2 separate regions of the Homo sapiens genome follow, and region 1 is linked to region 2. Evidence: chromatin loops called from intact Hi-C (ENCODE). Cell type or tissue: GM12878. All regions are shown on one strand. Each heading gives the region's core, and the rest is flanking DNA. Links, peaks and the distances in the headings are about the cores only.

Evidence for each region. A loop is a pair of places that touch in the nucleus more often than their neighbours do. Peaks named below come from ENCODE experiments on the same cell type or tissue, not always from the same donor. Only the 100,000 strongest peaks of a DNase experiment are listed, where the experiment ranks them.
Region 1: a loop joins it to region 2, with 5 times the contacts of the local background. A loop is called at or near these places in 106 of 110 quality-filtered maps.

What each region holds. Positions count from the first base shown.
Region 1 is chr7:38,212,666-38,220,665 of GRCh38, forward strand. STARD3NL (STARD3 N-terminal like) reads left to right here. Exons shown (of 9, transcript NM_032016.4): 3 at 1,692-1,769; 4 at 2,363-2,440; 5 at 4,360-4,413; 6 at 4,523-4,640; 7 at 6,900-6,995. Among named protein-coding and RNA genes, the nearest start is that of STARD3NL, 38 kb to the left of the region's middle. In GM12878, for the core only: a CTCF peak has its summit at 3,228 (motif pointing right); a DNase peak (open chromatin) is centred at 3,376; H3K27ac peaks cover 367 bases.
Region 2 is chr7:38,101,870-38,113,723 of GRCh38, forward strand. No RefSeq gene overlaps it. Among named protein-coding and RNA genes, the nearest start is that of STARD3NL, 70 kb to the right of the region's middle. In GM12878, for the core only: CTCF peaks have their summits at 4,203 (motif pointing right) and 5,754 (motif pointing right); a DNase peak (open chromatin) is centred at 5,802.

The DNA.
Region 1 (8,000 bases), core at 1-8,000, 110 kb after region 2:
TGAATTCGGAAGCTGTTGCAGGAATGTCATGGAAGGCGGTGGGAATAGGAAGGAAAGAACTAACCTGAGAGTCACTAAAGGAAGGAGTATGAGAAGACTTGTTGATAGGCCGATTTTATCATCCCCAGTATGCAAAGATGACTCTAAAGTTTCCAGTGATGAACTCTAGAAGAGTAGTACCAGAACTGACTGGGAAGGGATTTTGTGTGAAACTAAAGATAGTTTATTTAAGACATCTTGAGGTAGAGACAAAAATTTTGAAATGAGGATTTAGAGTATAAGTTAGGGATAGAGATATACATTTTAGATAATGTCTGTTTAAAGCCAACTCCAAATCAGAGCATTTTAAAGTATGCAGATACCAGAGAAAAGCTATGGGCTATTTATTGCAAAACTCTATGGGCTGCTTTGATTCCTGTTCTCCCAGGAATAGCAAGGGGAGGTCTCTATGTGGTAGAGAACTCCTGTTTGCTGTAGGCCGCTTGGAATAATCATTCTTATAATATTCTGGATGTTGACAAGTTTCCTTAGTCCGGAGAGACAGTAATGAGACTAAATGGTTGGGTGTCTTTCAATCATTATTCCTCCTTCCTCCCAGGTTTTCAATTCTATTCATTTGTAGAGGTCTGTAGCCAAGCAGGTCTACAGAGGATCCATACTAATTACAAAGAAATGTAGACCTCCTTAAGGGATTTTCGGGCACAGGATAGTATTTATGGTATGCTTTCATTTTTGCATAACAAATACAAATATGTGAAATGATACCTAAGCTAGGAATACCCTTCCCTATGGCAACTTTCATTCGAATTTGAACCTGGCAAAGGTGTTCCTTAATGTTTTCCCTCTTATCCAGGTCTCTGGTTAACTGTCCTTCCATTGGTCCTCTTTTAAACCCTCTGCATTTGTTTGCTCCCTCTGATCAGGCTAATCCAGGGGCTCTGACAGTTACCCTGCTTGGGTGCTGCATTAGCTGCCGACACATGTCCCCTTACTTGATTTTTTAAAAGTATTATGCTCCATAGTTTCATTTGTCGAATTTTGAGCTCGATAATACAAGATTTATTTTGACAGTAGCATTGGGAGAGGACAGAAAGTTGTATCAGGTTTGAGTCTAGTACTGTCCTTATTTCATTATCTATTCATGTTAAAAATATATTTAAATTGATAAAAGTGCAGAATCTTTAAATGCCAGGAGAAATAAAAATGAGAAACCACAGAGAATGTTTACACTTCTATCCTGTGTCATGCTAATGGCCATCATTGACGTTTGCCCGGATGTCGGGGAGTCTTGGCCTTCCAAGACCTAAGACAGTGGAGCGTGATCAGAAAGTAAGGTAGTCCTGGATAAAGGTGAATTGCCTTCTTTAAAAATATACTTTTGTATGATGGAAGACTTTATCTTAGAAGGGAAAAAATAATTTTCTTAACATTTTAATTTTCCCAACTATGAACTACAGAAGCCATTATTTTTCACTATACATTTATATCTGTTGAGTGAATGAATTCAGAGTTGAGGAATTGGAGAGTGCCATCTAGCCCTTTTCTATTAAAATTATGAGAGTTCTTTTCTTCGCACTTTAGCATTTCTGGGTTCTGAGAAGATAGGCAGGAAAGTTGGATAGGAAATCTTACCTTGTTTTATTTCCACACATAAACCTCTCCTTGTTTTTGCTTCTTACTCTCCTTTCTAGGTGAATGGAGGCATTGAGAACACATTAGAGAAGGAGGTGATGCAGTATGACTACTATTCTTCATATTTTGATATATTTGTAAGTATTTTTTATGTTTCATTTCAGATGTGATAAAACTGACCCAAAAGGCAGATTTCCTCTAAATAGACTTCAAATTCCATGCCCTTTTTTCCTCTTTTGAACACTGACCATATTTTCCTTTTCTTTTAATTCCCCACCCATTCAATGTTCTCTCTCTCTAAATAAGGAATTGTGTCATCATCTCAAGGAAATAAAAGATTAATGACAGATAAGGGAGGGCAACAGAAGGAGCCATTCCTATTTTCTTGTTGGAGAGCCTTTATTCTTTCAAATGGCTCAAATAGAACCCATTGACATATCTAGTCACTGAAAGGAAAATTCACCTATTTGTATAATAAGATGATGAAAATGACATCTTTTTTTTCTTGCCTTGTTTTTTCTTTCATAATGGGAGATTAATGTGAGACCTAATTTGCTATTACATTAAGTTGTAGAGCAGGGATTCCCAAATGCTGGTCTACAGACCAGTGCCAGTCCCTGGTAGTCTCCAGCTAAATCACAGTAATGAAGACAGTCTGGTGAGTTTTTCATAAAGCTGTGTCATTTTTGTATATATTTTTTAAAACATCCCTTTATTTTCTTACTTTCAGCTTCTGGCAGTTTTTCGATTTAAAGTGTTAATACTTGCATATGCTGTGTGCAGACTGCGCCATTGGTGGGCAATAGCGGTGAGTATGCCCTGCATGAGTGGGTCATCTCCTCCAGTGCTGGTGGCCAAGTCCTGCTCTCAACAGGCCTGGGCTGGGAGAAGATACAGTTCTAATGCAGGTGGAATCCCACCAGCTTTCCTGAGTCCCGTTTCCTCCATACTTAAGTAGGTTTAATACTCCAGGGCTTCTTTCCAATGTTAATGAGTAACTAGATTTGTCTCTTGGTGCTGAGCCAAATGAGGAATCTAGAAGCCCAACAGTGATTATTGGCCAAGCACCAAGCCACCCTCTACCTCATTTTGCAAATAAGAGATGAGAGGAGACCTCTGTCACAGAGATATTTGGAAAATGTCTTATTTGGTTGAAACTGCTTAGTGATTGTTTTCATGACATGGTCTGTACTTATTTAGGTAATTGCCTTACCCCCTCCTTTCTTCCCCACAACCCCCTGTCTTGGAGGGAAAAGCTCTCAGTCTCTCTGTTGTTGCCTTGGACTTCTCAAGGACAAGGACTTTTTTACTCCTCTGTTTCCTGGCATCTAGCACAGAGAGCTTTGGTATTCTTAATAAGTATTTAGAGATTGATAGAATTACTAGCAGTTCTGCCTGACAGATGTCTGAATATTTGCCTTTTGTAAAGCTTTAATAAGTCAGTTCTATGGGAAGAAAATGTGGAGCTCCTCAGACTAGAGAGAGCTGCTCAGAAATAACCTGCAGTTCTGCAATTAGAGGGTGAGAGCTCGGGTCTGGGTGGCCCAGGCCTGGGTTTCTCCAGCTGGGAATAGGACTTGTGCTGCCCTCCTGAGTCCACTAGGGGGCGATGTCTGTCTGGGCCATGTCTTCTGAGCATTCTCAGAATCACGGGGCAGCGGTCAGACCATCTGTTAATCCGGAAGCTCTCATTTCATGGATATAGGCTGACAGTCTTGGCCAGACTTGACTCCCTTTCCTGAATACTCTTTTGCTGATATCATCATAGCTTTTGATGATTGTACCCTCCCATTTTTCTGCATTTTCTACAACAGATCCCTTTGGGATGTTGTATTCCTGAGTCCCCATATGTATGCTAGTATTTGTCAGACTATCCCTCTCAATGTTTGTTTTAGAAAAGTGTTTGACATATAGATATTCAGTGAGAGCTGTAAGACAGTATCTTCAATATCTGCTTTCAGATTATCTGAAGAATAAGTCTAATTTAGCAAATCATTTTATTGCTTCTGATTCTTGTTTTAAAAAACATTTGCAGAGAAGAGTCTAGAAGCTGGAAGGAGGAGAAGTCAGCTGGTATTTAAAGAGTGCTTAGTGTGAGCCTGTAAAGTTAATTAGTGTCAGAATATAAAATGCTAAACTGCCTCCTCTCCCAAGCAGCTCTGTGTGTGTGTGTGTGTGTGTGTGTGAGTGTGTGTGTGTGTGTGTCTGCAACTTTGTTAATACTTATTGAGCAAGATACTTGGTGTTCCCTGTCCTCCTTCTGTCAGTCAAGCTACTATTGGTATTCATTTTGGTCAGGTTTCACCATGCTAAAAATATTAGTTGAAGGAACAGTGACAAGGCTCAGGTATTATGGTATCTCTGGACTTCACAACCCCTGGCGAGAGCCCTACCTATGCACTTTACCAGTCTCTTCATGTGCTTGTAGAGGCTTTGGAATTGTACCTTCTGGTGGATCAAACTTAGTTACCTAGCACACCAGCCTGCTGAAATGTGGGAGAATAAACCACACACAGTCATTTAGGGATTGTGTCACATGTAGAAGCCCATTTTGCCCCAGTGTGGGTCTAGGGGAGAGAGACTGAGTGATATGGGAAGGAGCCAGGCTAGGCACAGGTTTTTCAGGCCTTGCCTGCTCCTGGCTCAGACGGGTCTCTTGTGAAGAGGGAGGTACCTTCACAGTGTGAGATGCCTAGTGTGAACAGTGCTGGATTATGTGTCTTGCAGTTGACAACGGCAGTGACCAGTGCCTTTTTACTAGCAAAAGTGATCCTTTCGAAGGTATGGCCTACCACTTTTTCTATACAGTTACCATCTTCAGTGATGAAGCCTCGTTTTTCAGTGTGAGTTTGTGGTAACTGCATTTCCCTTTCCTGGTCGTATTTTCCAGCTTTTCTCTCAAGGGGCTTTTGGCTATGTGCTGCCCATCATTTCATTCATCCTTGCCTGGATTGAGACGTGGTTCCTGGATTTCAAAGTGTTACCTCAAGAAGCAGAAGAAGAAAACAGTAAGTTCCTCTCAAAGTCAGCCTCCTGAGGCGGACTGGATACCAAGCTGGGAGGAAGAGATGTGGTTTCTTGGTGTGAATGGGGCTGCAAATGGGTAGAGTTAGGCAGTGGTGGGGTCTTCATTCTTTAGTGGCTACAGCAGAAATCGAGAGAAGGGTTGGGTGGATGAAAGGGTAAGTAACAGAAAGCAGCTCCTCTCTCCAGCTATCAGGCCAGGCTTCCCCTGGAAGAAAATGTGAACACTGGTGAAAAGGGCATTCAAGCAATAACAAAAAATAGCCAGCACTTTTTTCTCCCCAGACAGGTTGTTCTTTTCTCCCTGTTAGCAATAGACAGGACAGTAAGCATTTTGTGCATGTAAACAGAACTGTGCTGTTTAGGGTCAGAGAAAATAAAACCAATTTTAAGTGAGTGGAAGCAACTATTCTAAATACAAGCCAGTGATTCTCCAAAGTCTCCCATTGTGATCCATACAGCAGTTGGTGGCTTCAGATGGGCCTCTGTTAGAACAGTTAAATGCCTAGGGCTGGGGACCATTGGTGGGTTTAGGATGAAGATTATTCACAGGAGGATGACAGCAAGCCAGAGCGACGCTCAGCCTTTCACCATCCTCTGAGTAGCTGAGTCATAGCTAACAAGGTGTACTCATGAATCCTGCCAAAGCTGCTATAATCTCATCATGGCTTTCAATATCCCAGAATATTCACTAGGAAGGCCAAATGATTGATTAAGCTTTATGGTAAATTACCAAGCTGAAATTCTTCTCCACATAATGTCCTTAATGGAAGCCCACATGCCCCACCCACCCATCTTAAAGGTGAAACGATCAAAGCTCATTTCAGACACCCATGCAGTTTCAAGACATGCTGTTTTTATGCCTCTGCTGGCCATCTGGCTCAATTTGCCCTGCCTCATAGGAAAAAAAAAGTATCTTATAGAAAGTTAAGCATGATTATAACTTCAAAAAACAGCAGGATGCAAAATAATCTTGCAAGTGGTTTTATTTTGGAAAATCTCATTTACATAGAAGAAATATATAAGAAAAGGATAATTCAAGAGTAGATTTTAAAAACCCATTAATCAGACTGAGTTGTACCTTCTATCCTGTGCCGTCTATTCCTTTGTGAAAGTGTATCTTGGAGAAGTTATAAGTAAAGCTAATGAAAGTCTTTTTTAATTGTATATAAATATAAAACTGAACTTTGTTGAAAACATATGAACTATTACTATGACTGAGGCTTGAATGGTTATAGGATTAAACCACATTCAAAGTGACTAATAAAGCAGAACACACAATTAATGAAAATTTTAAATTAGCACTTATTTTCATTGTCAGTAGCATGTATGACACACATACCTGGTATCTGCTATTTGGCCTGGTGCTTCCTCCGACTTTATCCTGAGGTTAACTCAGCTTTCAGTCAAAAGAACTTAAGTGTTGGTGGCCTTGCGTGTGTTAGTGTTCCTCAGCTGTCCACGTCCTGCTTTCTTACCTTTTCTTTGCTTTTTTAAGACACTTTTTTTCTTTTGAAACCTTCTTGTTGCATAAATATTTGTCATCTTGATTGTTCTTTATATATTTATAAAAGGCCATCCCTGTATTGCACTTTACATCTGGCATCTCTCTAACCAGATGTAGCCAGCAGACCGTTTGTAGGAACTGACCATGTTTTTTATTTTACTTTTTGTTTTGGTTTTGATACTGTGCTTTTTTGTAGGAAGGCAGGTACTCACAAGGGAAAGATGTAAATACTGAATTATTTATTCTGAGACAGGGCCTCACTTTGTGAAGTGCAGTGGCACAATCATGGCTCACTGCAGCTTTGGCTTACTGGGCTCAAGCAATCCTCCCACCTTAACCTCCCCAGTAGCTGGGACTACAGGCATGCACTACCACACTCGGCTAATTTTTAAATTTTTTATAGAGACAGGGTCTTGCTATGTTGCCCAGGCTGGTCTCAAACTCCTGGGCTCAAGCGATCCTCCATCCTTGGCCTCCCAGAGTGCTATGATGACAGGTGTGAGGCACCATGCCCAGTCTCATGAGGCACTTATTTAAGCTGCTTAGTTATCTGTCTTTACAGTATTGTTTGTCATTTGTTAATGAAACTTATTGTTTGGTTGAAACATTTTTAAAGTACCTCTTTTTCTAAAGGTATTTCATTGTAATAATAATACCATTTTATTTTACTTAATCTTGCCAAAAAGCTACCAGAAAGGTGACCTCATTCCCAACATCTGAATTTCTTCTCTTCCAGGACTCCTGATAGTTCAGGATGCTTCAGAGAGGGCAGCACTTATACCTGGTGGTCTTTCTGATGGTCAGTTTTATTCCCCTCCTGAATCCGAAGCAGGTAAAAAACTTGATTATTATTTGTGCTTGTATCTCTCATTCAAAGGCTCTGCTCTTCCTTCCTTTCCCTACCCCCTCTGTTTCTCAATATACTTAGCTAACATCTAACATGCCAGGCATTAGGGATATGAAAATAGGTGAGACACGGTCTCACATGAAACCAGTGGTAAGACACAGAGTTGTAAAAATAAATGTCATGGAGGAGTGATTAGACACCATGATTTGTGATATGTATCTTAGAAGACACACAGACAAGGGGAAGCGTCTCAGTGCTCTCATTATTGCGGTTCATCACCAAACCAACCTCCCTCTAGGACTCCCATATCTGAGAATGGCAGCACTGTCCAGCCAGTTGCCCAGCTCAAACACCAGAGCCTCACTGTTGGCTTCACCCCGTTCTTATGGCTCACATCTCATCATTCACAAAGCTGTTTCCATCCTCTCTCCCTTATTTCTACCTCCATTTTCTCATTCAAATCCTGCCACTTCTTATCAGCTCCAACCTCATTTCAGCATTACTTTCTGCAGTTTCTGCAAGAGCCTTTGTCTCCCTGCCTCCAGTTTTGTCTTTCACTAACCAGCAACCAGAGTGCTCTGTTAAAAATAACAATTACACTCAGCAACAAAAATAAACAACCTGATTAAAAAATATGCAAGGGTTTTGATAGACATTTCTCCAAAGAAGATAAACAAATGGCCAATAAGCACATAAAAGATGCTTAACATCACTAATCATTAGGAAAATGCAAATCAGAACCACAACAAGATACCGCTTCATACCGATTAGGATGACTGTTACAAAAAGCAAAACCAAACAAAAAGACAGAAAATAAGTATTGGTGAGAATATGGAGAAATTGGACCCCTTGTGCATTACGGGTGAGAATGTAAAATGGTATAGCCCCAGTAGAAAACAGTATGGTGTTTCCGTAAAAGATTAAACATAGAGTTACCATATGATTCAACACTTCTACCCCTGGGTATGTACCCAAAGGAAATGAAAGCAG
Region 2 (11,854 bases), core at 2,295-10,294:
CTTATGGCAAGAAATTAACACAAAAGTAAAATATTTAATTGGTCCCATGGCTTAAATAAGTCTTCCTTAAAGAGTGACACCTATACCAGCAACATCAGTATCATTTCAGAACTTGTTAGAAATGCAATTCCTGGATACCACTCCTGACCTATAGAATCAGAAACATAGCAATCTGTGTTTGAACAAACCCTCCTAGCAATTCTGATGCCACTAACATATAAGAATTGCTGGGAATTCTGCCACTTACTCAATGTGACTATTCAAATTAAGCATTCTAGAATTGTGGAAATTACCACAGGATGGAGGGAGAGTTCCACTCAGCCCACTGTGGAGTCGATCTGAGCTAAACCCCACTGATCACCTGACCTCTACAAGCCCCTACTCTGACTGGTGGACTACAGTGACTTTTGGTTCTCTTAGAATTAATGTCAATTCAAAGCCAGTATTCAGTAATGTTCAAAAGGTCTGATTATTTCCTTTTCTCTGATGCACAGTGCACCTGGAGAATGATGCCATTTCAAGGACTCAGTGCTGGTTGCTACTGCTGGCAGATTGGGCATCCATCAGCGGCTGTGGCCAGGCTGACCTTGGTAAGTGGAACTCCGTGTTGCTTCCAGTGATTATATGCTTCAAATCTTTGAAATATTAATATATGGTATCTAATTGAATTTCTTATATATGAATATGCTAAACAACTTTTTTTTCAATTGATTTCTTTTTCAAATTTCCTTCCCTTTTTAACCTGCCTCATCTAGCAAGTGTTTTTTCTAAGATGGCTGCTGTCCAACATCTGGTTCTAAAAGGAAACTACAGAAATCCGTCAAAACACATTTGCTTGATTCCTGTGGGTTTTTGGGTGGAGAATAAATTTAAACTCTGTGTGAACCTAATGAGGATAAAATAAGCAAGGACAGAGGAATGAAACATTAGATTGAGACTGTAGAAAACCAAAACTATTAGGTTTATGCCCCAAGCCTTTCCTCTGTGATAGCAATATGTTTGGGTCCAAAGGAACTGGCTTGCTACACAACCTATCTTGCACTGCAGATATAGCATATTCATTATGTCATTGAGATCCTGTAGGTATCATTCATGGTTTTCCTTTTGCCACTTTGTGCAGGCAGATCTATATAATTATGAACAGATGTAATCCCAGCCACTGGATATAGTTTACAAACTAGACTCTCCCTCACAATCGATGCTTACCGCTCAATGGGACAGAATTGAACAGAAACTGGACTTTAAAATAGAAGTGTGACAAATTTCTCAACAAAGTTACAGGATATTCTATCAAGGATATGAATTACAGAATATTATTATCCTATGCACACTAGTATTTCATTCCAGCTGCTCTGCTGCTGTGTGTAGGTAAGATTCATACATCTGAAAAAAATGGGAGAATGGAAATAGAGGAATCCATTACTTGATGCTTGATGTAATGGTTACTTATCCTTTCCAAAGGTTGCAATATAACTGGTGTTTAGCAATAGATAGCAAGCTCCAAGTCCAGAATAAAGAAGGAGCACTTTATATTTTTTTATGTCATCACTTTATGTAGCAAACTTTCTGAATCATAATTTATTGATGCAATCAGTTGTAAAACGTACCATTGTTTCCTATACTTCTGGGCAGAAGAAAAATGTTGCCAATTAAGTTATATCTTATATTTTTATATCTATCGAAAGAGCTGTTTTAGATATATTTAGACCTGCATACTTATCACTTTATAGGCAATGAGAAAGTGTTATACTTTTTAATTCTATTAACCCCCATTAGCTTTTTATGTTATTGTTGTCATGCATTTTAATTCAACATATATTGTAAATATCACAAAATATTATTTTATAATTAATATTTTAAATGTGTCCATGTATTTACCAACATCACTGACTTGCTTTTCCCTCCTCCATTTCTGTATTTCTTTCTTGATCATTTTCCTTCTGCCTGAAGAATTCTGTAGTACCTACTGTAATATTTGTCAATGATGAAACCTCTCAGGCTTATTTTGTCTAGAAATATCTTTATTTCACCTTCAATTCCAGAGTAAATTTTTAGTTGGCAGAGAATTGTAAACTGGCAGTAATTTTATCATTAAAGATGTCATTAAATTGTTTTCTGGCTTCCATAATTTGTTTTAGGAAATTAGCTATTTATCTTATTGTAGTTGCTTGAAGGTAATGTGTATTTTCAATGTTTTATTATTGTTTTGATTTCCCTCAGTTTGACTCTGGTGTGCCAAAGTGTGGTTTTCATTGTATTTACCCAGCTTGGGCTTATACACTTCTTAAATCAACTGCTTGATGTTTTGGGTCAGACTTGGCAAATTCTTGAGAGATTTCTTCTTGAAATATTGTTTCTTCCCCATCCTCATCTTCTCCCTTTCTAGAACTCCAATTTCATATCTGGTAGACCTTCATGTAAATATCTTTTAAAAGATGTGCTTCCAGAAAAAAGAAATGCAACCTAAAGGAAGAGCAAAGAAGTAAGAAACAGTGGTAAAAACGGGACTGAGAAACACTAGGGTCAACATCAACAACAATTGACCATATAAAATATTAAAATTATTATTTACAAATTGTTTCATGAATATAAAAATAAGTCAGAACTAAAATAGGGAAATAATAATATGTTAGATCTGAGGCAATATGTTACTTAAGTCTTCTAAGAATCTGTAGTTTCTAGGTGAAGGATAAAGGTAACACTGAACTTTGCAAAGTCATGTGTACACATTAAATGTTGGAGACTATTTATTCAAATAATAGAAATGAAATATAAACCCTTCAAAATATTATTGGGTGATATGAATTTTTGCCCAAAAAAACTACTAAAACTTTGAAAAGAAAAAAAATGAAGTATGAAGGAAAGCAATATTACTTAAAACCACAAAATAGGATGGCAAAAAAAAAAACCTGAATATACTAGTTTAACTGAATTGGCCAGTTGAATACAAATTAAGATTGGATTAAATAAAATTCAGCAATATTTTGTTTAAAGAAGACACACTTAAAACATGGGTATACCAAAAGACTACAAGCAAAAGGATAGGAAAAGATTACTATGCAAACTGTTTTTAAAAAAATCATATTGCAGGGGCTGGCAATTTCTTTTTGTAAAGGGCCAGACAGTAAACATTTTAGGCTTTATAAGTCGTAACTTAAAACTACCTAACTCTGTGATTCTAGTAAGAAAGCATATACAGACAGTATGTAAACAAATGAGCATGGTTGTGCGCTAATAAAAATTTATTCAAAAAACAGGCACCAGGCCATATTTGCTGACCTCTGGTTTATTAGAAGACCATAATCTTGTGCCTTATGGATAAGCAAAAAATATATATACAAAGAAATAAACTAAGATAGATGATGTTACAAGAAAACTCAGCCTCAAGAGCTAGCATAGGTAAAGGAAAAGGAATTGAACAAAGGTAGTACGTAAGTTGTTTTTGATTCTCTCACCCATCATTAACTCCACGATTTCTTTCCGTTTCCCTCATCCCCACTTTACATCAGTTCTAGACAAGGTAAAAATTAGAACATAGCTTTGGGAGAGTAGTTCCCAATAGCAGACGATCCAGAGTTTTAAAAAACAGAATCCCAGCCGGGTGCGGTGGCTCCCGCCTGTAATCCCAAGACTTTGGGAGGCCAAGATGGGAGTATCACAAGGTCAGAAGTTCAAGACCAGCCTGACCAACATGGTTAAATCTCGTCTCTACCAAAAATACAAAAATTAGCCGGGCATGGTGGCGTGAGCCTGTAATCCCAGCTACTCGGGAGGCTGAGGCAGAGAATCAACTTGAACCTGGGAGGCAGAGGTTGCAGTGAGCCGAGATCGCACCACTGCACTCCAGCCTGGGTGACAGAGACAGACTCAGTCTCAAAACAAAAAAAAACAAAACAAAAACAAAAACAAACAAACAAACAAAAAACCAGAAGCCCCAGAAACCGTAGACTGGAATATAAGAGATCTTATGGATGCACTACCGGACAGCCCTTCTGTAGCCACTTGGGTCATGAGAGTGAAATACAGTATGGCACCACTGTTTGTGATTAAAGATGTTAACGCTAATGGACTCCACTGGCATTCATGGCTAATTACTTAAGAAAAGATTAAAAGACAACCGTCACCATTTCATACTTCGCATTGGAATCATACATTGTAAAGCATTTGTTTCTTATTTGTCTCTTAATTACAATTCTTACCACTAGGTGGCATTCACCCAAAGTTGTATCTCCCTGGGAAAGTGATGCAGAGGCTGCAAATTGGCAGGGCCTGGACGTGGCTCACAAATATGCTTTGATTGGCCCATTGTGTTTTCAAACATTTGGATGACTGGTCAATATTTAAGATTAGAGAATTTTACCCTATAAAATTGTCTTTCTTGCTTTTCTTGACAAATAGAAGACTTGGCAATACTAGGTCTTTCTCCACCTGCCAACAATCACTTGATGGGACAAGGCTGCTCCCACAGAGGGAAAATGCACTCTTCATATCAGGCCCTGCTGCTTCTTCGCTTCTTATGTGCTTTAATTGATTATATCCCTGCTTGGCCCCTGCAGGTATTCAACTTGGTGACCCTTGCATTATAGTTTCACCAGAACTTTTGAGCAATGACCATTTATTCTAAAACACTAACAAAAATATAATTTCACATTGGAGTGCCTTTCAGAAATGCAGATGTAAAGTTAAAACAGAATAAATCATACAAGAATCAAGACCTGGTTACAGAATGATACAAAAATCTTGAATTAAGGAAAATAAGGGAGGACCCAAGAGCAAAGTAAACAGCCAGACACTATTAAAAGATAAAAGTACAAATGCATCCAGCAAATGTCAGTTTACTGGATCCAGCACTGGTTTAAAAACTCTATACGGGTCAGGGCCAGGTGCAGTGGCTCATGCCTGTAATCCCAGCACTTTGGGAGGCCAAGGCAGGTGAATCACTTGAGGTCAGGAGTTTGAGACCAGCCTTGCCAACACGGCCAAACCCCATCTTGACTAAAAATACAAAACTTAACCAGGCATTGTGGCGCACGTCTGTAATCCCAGCTACTCTGGAGGCTGAGGCAGGAGAATCACTTGAACCTGGGAGGCAGAGGTTGCAGTGAGCTGAGATCACACCACTGCACTCCAGCCTAGGAGACAAGAGTTTAAAAATATATATATATATGTGGATCAATGCATTAGGTTCTCAAAATCTCTCTATGAGGTGTAGTGTTTCCTTCTCATCCCACAGATAGAAAAAGTGAGGCCCAAAGTTGAATAACTTTTCCAAAGTCATAGATAGAAAGTGGCATACCTGGGCTTAATCCCAGGTAGATCTGAGGCAAAGCTTAAGCTTTTAGCTTTGACTCCAAGGCCCTTATTGCAAAGAGATTATTTGAGGAATAGGGTTGGCGTTGGAGTTTGGAGTTGTAGAATTGCTTTGCCATTCATACTGGTTCTTTCTGTGCCCTCAGATTGATGAATCCTGGTTTTCTCTGTTGAGTGAAGAGATAATTCCTGATGGAAGAAAATAGATATTTCTTTATCTTCTTTTTGAAGAGGAGGGAAGAAAAGGGTCCCTTTCAGATAGTGGCATGGCCTATTTGGATTACAGTCATTTGTTCCCTTCTCTCCCTAGGATTATCTTTCCTAGGATAACTTCAAATATCCCAGGGATGCTTAAATTTCATCCTGAAAGAGAAGCAGAACACCTGCTCTGTCAGTGATGAAAGCCACTCTTCTTTATAATTGCTGCCACACGGTGTCGCTGTTGAAACACAGGGAACATAGCCACCCAGGTATGGTCCCTGCTGTACAGTATTGTTGCTGAGTACCAGGCCATGCTGTGGTTGGTGAATACAACAGAGGAATGCTTTAATGACCCACAAGCACCACTGTCATCCATCTCTTGTCTGTGGTAGTTTCTCCACAGGGATAAGAAATGTCTCCTTGGTAGCACTTTCGACTATGATACTTTTGTGCCATTGTAGGCTTGGTCCACCCACAACTTCAGTCTTATAATTAAGACATGATTCAAGTTTACATATAAAGCCATTTTTATAAGATCCCCCGGGGCAGCTGAATTTGGAGGGATTTTCAGTCTTAGCCATGCAATTGCCCAGGATTACCTCTCGTCCCTCCCACCTTCTTTAATCATCCCCCACAGTGAAAGAACTTCCTCTCCATCCCTCTGCCTCAACAGCCATCCATTTTTTTCATCCAAGAAAGAGTAATTAACGTTCCTTTATGGCAACACCTGACCTTGTTGCAAACACAGGCTATAATATTAATGCCTGAAAGTTCTCTACTACCTAGAGAATTACTCTGCATGGAGTCAATCACCTTGGATGGATTAAAGCTGTGTATTTTGGTTTCATAGACTTGGCTGTGAACTGGGTGAAGCATCCTCAGCAGCTGAATCCCAAGAGAATAATCTACAAATTCCTTCTTAAAAAATAATTGGTGTCCTTATCGTTTGTTATAGAGCTAGGGGTGTGTGCAAGTGAACAAGAAATGATAGTTAAATAAAGTTTCCAATTCAGTAAAAGATGTTTCTCATATAATTTCACTCTATAGCAATGTTCTTTCTCAGGGAAATATTTCTGTATCTGTAAGTGGAGATTTGAGATGAAGAATATACATGAAAAAAATGCTAACTGAACATGGATTTCAGGATCATGAAATGACCAAGCTCTTGACGAATTGTCCAATTTGTTCTGGACATACATTAATATGGACATATAGTAAATTCTCAACTAATCAGAGAGAGCTGTTCACAACTAATCCAAAGTCAGAGTGGAAATAAACTATGCATCATCTTCTGGTGCTTCCCAGCTGACTTCCCACCAGCCTGTAAGCAGCCCATTCTCAAGGCTTGGTTCTTATTTTTCTGAAACCACCACAGCAGCTCTGGCCCTCTGCAGGAGAGGGAAAGGTGTCTTAGTGAATATCAATGGCAACAAGTGATAAGTACATACTGCCTAACTCCTGAGCCTTGCTTCATGGTTACCATTAGGAATCTGACTACTCTCTCGCATGGTCATGAGATGTGCCTGTATCCTAGTCTCCAAGATCTTCCGGGAAGTAGACTTGCACATCCTTTCTTCCCAATCAGTTCTAGAGGTAATTAGTCAAGCAAATAATTTTTTGTTAGTACCTATTATTAATTTATTAATTTTCCTATTAATTAAAAAAAGATTTCCTGAGAAGTCATTTATTTCTAAAATGGAGGGTATTCAGCAATCATTTTTTTATATCAGTCATGGAACCCCTCCCAAAGCAAAAAGAAAAAGTTTAGAATTATAGAAAGGTCTAATAGATCATCACATTCAAGCTTTTGAGTTTTCTTCATTTACAGGTAAGGAAGCTCATTGCCTTCAATATCAACCTTCCCATCTGTTAAATGGAGGGCTCCAGATGATTTGGCCTCAATTGTGCGGTTAGTTACTCGGTGTAAAAATAGCTAAAATCTCTGTCTAAGGCACCTTATGCTGCATTAGAACTAATCAGTCATTTTCTTCTAAAACCATTTGTACCCCAGAAATCAATGCCACTCTACATTACAATTCCAGGATACAGCTTTTAAAATGCTTGGCTGAAGTAAAGGAAGGAAAGTTGCTGGCATCGTGGCTATTCTATTGTGGTTTATAGGCAATCCAAACATCAGTTGTGTGTTGTTATAGTTCAATTCTCAAAGATTGTTATGGGATCCCACATTATGGTATGCTTAAAATAAAAACAAATAAAAACACAGAGACCTTGTTTTCTAAGGCTATGGGATGACATGCAGTTTTGTGCCACTTCATCAGAACTTGGTCTTTCAACCAGAGTGTTTATTACGAAGTGCAGTAAAGCAAAACAGAACCACAAGACAAACATTAAAGCTCTCTCTCCCTTTCTGAAAGATCTGAGGAGAGGATTTTCCTTCAGAAATAACATGTCTGCCTCAGTGCTCACTGTGCCCAACAGCTCTGTCTCAGTGAAAGAATTTCCCACGGGGTTCTACAAAAAAAAAAAAAAAAAAATACCTGACTATACTGAGAACCAGAGAAATGTACAATTTAAAGCCTCTTTAATTAAATGTCCTTCCTTCTTTGGAATGGAAACAATTTTATCAAGTTATCTTTGGAGTAGGATTGAGGTGAGCAGAGATGTATTCAGATTTAGTTCCAATGAGCTCCAGGTATGGAACAGATTATGTAAATTCTGTATGGAACAGAATTCTGTATGGAACAGAATTTACATAATCTCGAGCTCATGGAACTTCTGTTCCATACCTGGAGCTCATTAACATAATCTGTTCCATACCTGGAGCTCACTGGGACTAAATCCATTTCTGTAACTGAAAATGTCCAAGGGCAACTGGAAATAATAAATTGAGCAAGGCTAAAATTTTGGAGTTAGAAAAACTAAAAGAAATTTAGTGTGTGTAGTATAAATTAGCACGAGAGGACAAGGGTTCTAGAAGTCTGTCACCAGCTTTTCGATCAGTTCCTGTCACCATCCCACCGCTTTGGGTTCATCAAAGCCAACTATTCATTTCTGTCCTTCTGTGATCCTGAGATGGTTTAAGAAGCACTTTTTTAACTCTTATTTTCCCTTATTAAAAAAAATTAAGTTGGCTGGAACTTGTATTACATTGTTGCTTGAGGCAGTTTTGCAGCTGGAAGGTTGCGAACTAAATCAAAGCAGACTGTGCTCTTGTATTTCTGAATTATTAAACATTTACATGCGACTGGTTACACAGTGTCTTTTTAAGAAAATGTATACACCCTTGATTTAGCAGCAGAGTTTAGGGTCAGTACTTTGGAGGATACCTCGTTCTATCAGAAGGCATATTTTAGGCCAATTCAGCTAAATTTTGCTGATGGAACAGGAAACTTAAGTGCAAGGGTGAATTTTTTAAAAACTTAAACCCATAGAGTACATAAACACTCTAAACCAGCAAGGCAAAGAAAACGATGTTTTTATCATTCTGATTACTGAACTTCACCAGCCCAGTTCAAGATACATTAAAAAGTCGCTTAGATTGTCAATGGATCTTGTTTCAGTTGTTAAGCTTTTCCCTTTGTTTTCCTAAGGTCAGAGCACCAATTCTGTAGAAAGAGGCTAGAAAATCTGAAAAATAACTATTGGGTATTAAGCTTCAAACCTAAAACAAACGTTAAAAAAAAAAAAGAAAATCTGAATAAGGTTGTAAAGTGCTCCAAGAATGCCAGCGTAGTTTTTACTCCTTCAGGATTCTAAAGTCATATCCTTTTGCAATGAAAAAAGTTAATGACGCTTTCAACAATGACAGATATGTAACAAAAACAGAAATTGAGTATGTATCCTCTAGTTTCTATGTGAGTTGTAGGTGATACAATTAAGAGGACAACAGAAAACCAAGGTAAACTCTAAAAATCTGCCCTGGAGGGAAAATCATTTATCTACTTTCTTGTTGCCACTTTCCGAAAAAATTTTTGTGAATCTTCCACAATTTGCATACTTTGCACATTGGGAAATATAGTGGTTATCCACAATAGTTAATGAGAACAGCCCAAGATTTCCATTTTTTCCATAGTGTTTCATAACCTCTAGGCTAAGTCATCCTCTCTTTGACGTATCTTTAAACATTACACCTAGTATCAAATTATTCCATTGCATGGCATTTTGTTAAAATATATTGAAATAAATATGTAATATGATATTTCCTGTGGTACAAGCACCTTGAAAATATTCCCACCAGTGATGGCTCATAGTCACATTATATTTGAGTGGTGATTGAGGGCATGTCTAATAATTATCTTTTCCATCCTTTCAAATAGTCAGCACTTCCCAGGCTCTGATTAATGGCCACTTTTAACTAGATTTCCCTTAAATGATAAGATAAAAGAGACAGGAATCACCACTGAGTTTTGTGAGTTGTCAGTTCATAAGAACTGCATAGCTTTATCCCCCTGTATTGATCTGGGACATTGATACAGTTAACTGTGATAGAAATAATTATTTTGTTCTTCCTCTTCTCTCTATGCTCAAAGACTAGTCTGGTTCAATATTGGCCTCAAGAATGTGCTTAGGCTCCAGAAATCCTAGATTACAATGTTTCAGACTCTCACCACAACCTCCTGACCTTCCTCTTCTCAGAGGATTTTCTTTCCTCTGACCTTGACTTTACCCCCAGAGCCATCCCCTCCTGGACTCCTCATCTCCCCCCACCCCACTGTATGTGCCCTCTCACCAGTAGCTTTACAACCTACCTGAACCTGATGATTGATCTGTCTCCCTTCTCACCAGTACCTCAGTTTACCTACATCTTATCCTGCTGCCACACACTCACTGCGAATATTATCTGATCTTTGGACAAAAGACTAGAAACAATCCAACTTTTCCTACTGAAAAGGAACTGAGAGCTGCTGGAGAAAGTTAAGTGACCCTGCAAATTGATGAAACTAAACTTCTGAGTTTCTGTTCCTCACAGAGCCGTGGGTACCTCCTATTGGCACATTTTTTTGGCTGTTTAAAAAATAGATTTAGGGGGTGCAAGTGAAGTTTTTTTACCAGGATATATTGTGTAGCTCCCACTTATAAATGAGAACATATAGTATTTGACTGTTTCTGAGTTATTTCACTTAGGATATGGCCTTCAGTTCCATCTGTGTTGCTGCAAAACACATGATTTCATCCCTTTTTTATAACTGCGTAGTATTCCATGGTATAGAATGCATAGATAATACATTTTCTTTATCCTATCAAACATTGATGGACATGTGATTGATTTCATGAGTTTACTGTGTGAATAGTGCTGCAATAAACAAACGAGTGCAGATATCTTTTTTATACAATGATATATTTTTATTTGGGTTGATACTCAGTAGTGGGATTACTGAATTAAATGGCTGTTCTATTTTCAGTTCTTTGAGAAATCTCTATAGCGTTTTCCATAGAGGTTGTACATCCAACCAATAGTGCATAAGCATTCCCTTTCTTCTTCATCCTTGCCCTCTGTTATTTTTGACTTTTTCATAGTAGCCATTCTGACTGCTGTAAAAATGGCATCTCATTGTGGTTTTAATTGCATTTCTTTGATTATTAGTGATGTTGAGCATTTTTGTATTTTTTTTTGGCCACTTGTATGTCTTCTTTTGAAAACTGGGTGGGGACACAGCAAAACCATATCAAAGAATGTGTGAAAGAGACCCTACCTATAGAAATAAGAATAGAAATAACAAAATAGTGTGTTTTGGAAACCAAGAGCATATCAATTTTTAAAAAGAAAGGGGGCCAGTCATGGCCTTTGCTCATGTCCTTTGCTCACTTTTATTTGCCCATGGTAAAATTTCCCTTTTATTCCATGCAATGACTCTTCTAAATCTAGACCAGCCCTTCCCTTCCATTAAATTCACAATCCAGCTGGGTGTGGTGGCTCACACCTGTAATCCCAACACTTTGGGAGGCCAAGGCAGGCAGATCACTTGAGGCCAGGAGTTCGAGACCAGCCTGGCCAACATGGTGAAACCCATCTCTACTAAAAATACAAAAATTACCGAGGCATGGTGGCACACATCTGTAGTCCCAGATACTTAGGCAGAGTTTGCACCACTGCACTCCAGCCTAGGTGACAGAGAGAGATTCTGTCTCGAAAAAAAAAAATTCAAAATCCAACCCAGTCTCCTACTTTCCTGTTCTCACACATTTTTTCAATCTTAACCTCTCTCTAGATTTTGCTTAAAGTGTTCAGTGGTTCATTTGTGTGTGTGTGTGTGTGTGTGTGTGTGTGTTTAATTCTGAACTGTCCATCCAAAAATGTATTTACCACCACCCATGTTTACCTTTTTTCCTCTGGTCTAACAGTGACAGCCAACCACCCAGCCCTGAGCCCCATGCACAACCT